2 separate regions of the Homo sapiens genome follow, and region 2 is linked to region 1. A link is a loop called in an ENCODE intact Hi-C map of the cell type or tissue named here. Cell type or tissue: endothelial cell of umbilical vein. All regions are shown on one strand. Each heading gives the region's core, and the rest is flanking DNA. Links, peaks and the distances in the headings are about the cores only.

The links. Peaks named below come from ENCODE experiments on the same cell type or tissue, not always from the same donor. Only the 100,000 strongest peaks of a DNase experiment are listed, where the experiment ranks them.
Region 2: it touches region 1 in a loop (5-fold over the local background); 5 of 110 quality-filtered maps call a loop at or near these places.

The regions. Positions count from the first base shown.
Region 1 is chr1:98,322,485-98,325,303 of GRCh38, reverse strand. No RefSeq gene overlaps it. Among named protein-coding and RNA genes, the nearest start is that of LINC01776, 110 kb to the right of the region's middle. RefSeq lists an enhancer at 625-1,824. In endothelial cell of umbilical vein, for the core only: no CTCF peak of the experiment used is centred there; DNase peaks (open chromatin) are centred at 1,243 and 1,663; H3K27ac peaks cover 2,500 bases.
Region 2 is chr1:98,387,445-98,390,263 of GRCh38, reverse strand. No RefSeq gene overlaps it. Among named protein-coding and RNA genes, the nearest start is that of LINC01776, 180 kb to the right of the region's middle. In endothelial cell of umbilical vein, for the core only: no CTCF peak of the experiment used is centred there; a DNase peak (open chromatin) is centred at 1,633; H3K27ac peaks cover 2,362 bases.

The sequences.
Region 1 (2,819 bases), core at 15-2,514:
CCTTTTCTACACCCTGTGTGTAAGGGACATTTATCCAGAACCTCCAGCAGCAGTACTGGCTTCACTGAAATTACACTTTGCAATTATTGTATTTTCACTATTTTGTAATGACATTAAGTTTATCTTGATAGCTTTCAGAACTTGAAAGTCTTAATTCAAATAAAATGACTAAAATGGCTTGATTCTATATTCAAGCCAAAATTAAGACTTCTTTTCCCAAAAACAGAAAATCCCTCTAATACAGAGAAATTTGTATTCCTTTCCTCTGGAGCAACTCAGAGTTACTATTATCTTAACTTCTTTAAAAGCACATTTCTGTCTCTCATTCACTTTCTCTTTCTCTTTATTTTCTCTTTTTGTTTGTATGTCTCTGTCACTCTCTCCTCTCTTACTGTCTTAATTTTGTATCCCTCAAAATTTCAAGATGAGGTATGAGGTTCTATGATCATGATGGAACTTTGAATAACATTTTTGTGACAGTCGTGATTATACCTATCTTAACCAATAGTCTTGTAATGAGCAGATAGATTTCTATGTAAGTATAATTCATAAATAAAGAAAATAGGTACACTCAATCTCTCTTTATTAGACTTAAAGAATAAGTTGCTTATAGTCAGACCAATAGATTAAGAAAAATCATTTTAAGGAACAACTCAGTGAGCTAAATTAAAGCAGCATAGACTTCTTAGAAAAAGGTATGATTTCAGCAAAAATTTTATCCTTGTACATGACACTTGTCAACAAAAATGAAGATGAGTAGTATTGAACACAAGCCATTGTGAACATAGCAATAAGTATTATACTACTAATAATCATGCGACTTTTCTGCAAAATGTTGGAAACACGTTACTTTCATTTATGATCAGTCAAGTCAGTAACAGACAAGTCTGTTACAGGGATTTTGCCTGATACCATTGTGGGGGCTAAACACTTTCCGTAAGGCTGCTGTCTTTGTGTCTGCTGCTTGGGCATGAAGTCCAGAGGGCAGACAGTGAAAAAGAGAACATGATGTAATACAAGGATATTAAGAAAGAGCTGGAACCCACAGGCATGAACTGAAACTCCTCAGAACAGAGCAAAACCACATTTATTGGCTTTGGTGGTATGGGTGACCTGCAGAAGCAAAGGCCCTTCATCATGGTGCTATAGAATTGGTCCAAAAGTTGGAGAAGCTGAAGGAAAGTTTAGAGGAAAGTTGAACAGTTGCAGGCTCAGCTGCTGCCTCATTCCAAGGTGGTGAATCAGCAGATAAGCGACAAGGCGTGTGAACCACAAAATAGCTGAGACTTCCTTCCTGCCTTCCAAATCTTGCAAGAATTTCTCCGTGGCCCACCCTCACCAGAAATGTAATTCAGCCTAGCCAAAGTGGCATGTTACAAAGCCACCACAGTTTGTATATGGGTCATTCTTGGAATTACCGTTTTCTTTACCCCTACTTCCAATCAAATACATTTCTATCAAGTCTACCTCCAAAGCATGTTTTGAATTCATCTTTTCTTTTCCATCTCTACTTCTACTTTCTAGCAAAAGCCTCCATTTTCCCCCATCTGGACTCTGCATTGTTTAATCTTTCTGTCTTCATTCACTCTTGCAGGTCTCCAACCATTCTCATAAAAGCAATTATGCCTCTGCCCTCTTCAAGGTCTATCAAATCTCATTTCCTATAAAATCAAATCCAAATTTCATGACAACACAATGCCCAACATGATCTCACCCCAGCCTCATCTCAGGACACTCCCTCTCCAGTCACACTGGTTTCCTCTTGCTTCATTCCTGAAACCCTGTAAGCACATTTCTGCTTCAGGCCTTGGCACATATAGTTTGCTCTATCTGGAATCATATTTCCTCAGATTTCTATTATGCTAGCTGCCTTTAATCATTTGGAAATGCCACATTCTCAGAAAAGTATTCTCTGAACACACAATTAAAATGGGTGTCCCCCTCCAATTCTCCAAGTGTTTTTTCTCAAAGCACCATGCTTTTTCATTCATAACATTATCATAGTTCAGAAATATATAATTATTTGTATCCATTTTTAAAATACCTGTTCCTGCCTTCCCCCACTAGATTATACATTTTTATAAGGCCGGGGCAATAACTTTTCTGTCTACCACTACATACCTAGAGACTAACTCAGTACTTGGCATCAAGTAGTCAATAATGTATGTGGAATGCATGATTGAATGTGGCATTTCTGGATTGCATGAATTTATACCAAATAATCAGCTTAATTTCAGAAGCAAGAAAAAACAGAGAAGAGATATATTTACAGTTGTAATAGGAACAGCAGGGATTATTTCAGAGACTTATGGCATATCCAGTAAATTATTATGTTATATTAAACTGATTTTTTTTTTTAAATCATGTGGAAACAGAGAAACTACTTAGGATATGACGTTAAATTAAAAACCAGGGTAAAATATATTTAACATGATTACAACCAGTTTGTAAAAAGATAGATGGGAAAGCAAGGGAAAGGAAATGCATTGATATGTTAGTATTGCTTTACTGAGATTGCAAGATTATGATTGTCTCTTGCCCCTGTTTTTTAAATTTTCTGTGACAAGGCAAAAATGGAAATCCCTGACTTTTTTCATATTGAAAGACTATTTTTTTAAAAGCTGTTGTCAGTTCACAGTAAAATTGAGAGGAAGGCTCAGAGAGTTTCCATGTACCCTTTGCCCCCACATATGCATAGCCTACTCTATTATCAACATCTCCTGTGCATTTGTTATAATTGATAAAATTATATTGACACATCAGAATGACCCAAGTCAAAAGTTTGTATTAGCAAACATTTGTTATAATTGATAAAATTA
Region 2 (2,819 bases), core at 132-2,631, 65 kb before region 1:
TGGCCTCTGGGATTAAACTTCTTAAAACACCACTTGATTGGGCTTTAGATCTTCAATGGTTTCTTTCAATCACTGGATCCTGGATCCATAAGTCCTCAGTGAAGTCTGCCTAAATCCTCTCTCCATCTGAAAGCATTCTTTCTTTCCTTTAAACATTTTCTGTACCCTTTTAATGGCTTCTGATGCAATTCTACTTTTATTACAGTAATTTTCTTCCATAGCTTGTCTTCTGGACTCTACTGTTCTACTGTTGATGTCATGTCTGTGTCTGATTCATCTCTGGTTCCCATCAGGCTCCTGGTAAGAATGCTGAGCACATAGGAGCATAATGCTTTGCTAAGTGAATATTTGTAGGATGAACCAATGGAGACTCTCAGCACTCTAGAAATAGAACTGATAATTTCAGATTCTATAGCCAGTGCAAACTATATGTAATGGTCTTAGCCAAATATATTTATTAAAACCTTGGAACTCTGATCTTATACCTAAGATTCTGTTTAGCAATGAGGTGCAGTGAATTATAAAGCATGACTCCTAGGACATTGTGCTGACTGGGTGGCCAAATATTTACAAAACAATCCAGTTAACCATTGGCTTAGTTTTATCATCCATGAAATGGGGAGAATATCAGCCTCATGTTATTGTTGCTGTGGCTGGCCAAGACATCCTATGTGAAAATGTTATGAAAAGTTACAAGAACTATATAAAGATTCGGGTTATTGTCTTATTTTACAAACACCATTACTAAATTGATTATTTGCTTATCTGCTTCTCCCACATTTTTGCATATGTGAATATATGGACAGGGCTGGGTAAGGTGGCTCATACCCATAATCCCAGCACTTTGGGAAGCCGAGGCAGGAGGATCACTTGAGGATCAGGAGCTCTAGACCAATCTGGCCAACATAGTGAAACCCTGTCTCTACTAAAAATAAAAAAATTAGCCAAGCTTGGTGGCATGTGCCTTTAGTCCCAGCTACTTGAAAGGTTGAGGCATGAGAATCGCCTGAACCCGGGAGGTGGAGGTTGCAGTGAGCTGAGATTGCACCACCGCACTCCAGCCTGGGAGACAGAGTGAGACTCCATCTCAAAAGTGAAAAATAATAAATAAATAAATGAACAAACAAATAAAAATGAGGGAAAAATCTATTTAAACAGTGCTGAGACAAAATATTTTAGTATTCTTTACTATGCCTCTAAATATTTGATAGATTATTAGTAGACATAAACATAGAAGACACTATTTCACATTTGCATGTTAATGAAACATTATAAATTATACATTATTTTCTATGTGGAGTACTGGAACAGTATTCATTTTTTTATGGCCATAAAAACTTAGATTGTCTCCTGAAACAGACATCAAATCCCCTTCTGTAATAGTGCCAGAAAGATCTGCAAGCTTTTTAAACCATCTCTAGTGAAATCACATAGATTTGTTTGTGCCGCTTTGCAACACGCTAGTGTGAAAGTTCATTTTAAACAAAACAGTTTTAATAATGTCATTACTAATGTACATTTGGTCATCACTAAAAAATGGGGTTTTAATATGAATGTTTCATTTTAATAAACGGCAGAGGAAGCAAGTTGCCCTGAGTCAGCAGGAAGTGGTTATACACCAGAGAACAGCCTGATTGTGTTAGATTCATCCAGAACACTGAACAACCCAGAGACGGTCCAAGAAAAAACAACTGGCTTTATTCAAATGATTAGGCTTACTGCAGCTCAATACTGAGATTCACACATTCTCCTATTATTTCTTGACCTTGTGCCAGAAACTCCCACTTACAGTAATAATTAGAATTAGTGTTTCCAGTGCATGCCTCCATCTTCCTAACAAACAGTAAAAAAAAGTGGCGCTTACAAACTATGCAGTTAATGAACATTTTCTTTATTTTGTTTGATTAATACAGCACAATTTCCCTAAATCTTTACCATTACACCCAAGTATATCTTACTTTTATAGCTAAATCACTACAAGTACCACTACTAGTACTGTCAATACTAAAATTTTGAAAAGAACCAGTGTTTCTTTCTACCTCTCATTAAATTTTAAGAAACTCCTTTCATTTTCCGGGTCAGAGCACATATGTAAAGCTGTCTTTGACTGCTGTTATTCGGGGTTCTGTGCATTTTTGGTCCAGTAAAGTAGAAAACCGTAAATACCACAAATACTGAATCACAAATGTTGCACTTAGCATATAACACAAATTACTGTGCCTGTTGTTTTAATGAGCACAGTTTGTGGAAAGGTCTGGAAGGGCCCATGAAATCTTTGTAGATGTTGATCAAATGCTTCTGTCTACATTGCCGGTCTGAACCCCTCACCAGGCTTCTCCTTAAGCTCAGCACGCACTTCCACGAGGGGATTGGCAAGAAGAGTCATGTCATATTTATGCGTTCAGTGATTCTTGTAGCTCTGTGGTTATTACCACTCACAGAAGCCTAACACATACATCCTAGGAGTTTACCCTTAGTTGGCAGGACCTAATGGGAAATCAAATAGGAATCATAAGGTGTGAAAAACAAACAGGAGAAAAATAATCAAAACTTAAAGAAATACTTAGTAGAATAAATAGGAAGAGTGAACTGAATTCCTTGTAAGAGATAGAAGTCAGGATTGGAATCCCAAAACCTAGGTTGGACCCCATACCTCTGCCACTAACTGATTTTACTCTGACTGGATGAGGCATCAAGTTAGGAAATTTGGACACTCTGAGCCTTAGTTTTCTTATTTACAAAATTAGGCGAGCAAAATTCCTACTTCAGTCACCTCACTGGTTTGTTGTCAAGAATAAATAAATGGATGCAAGTCTTAT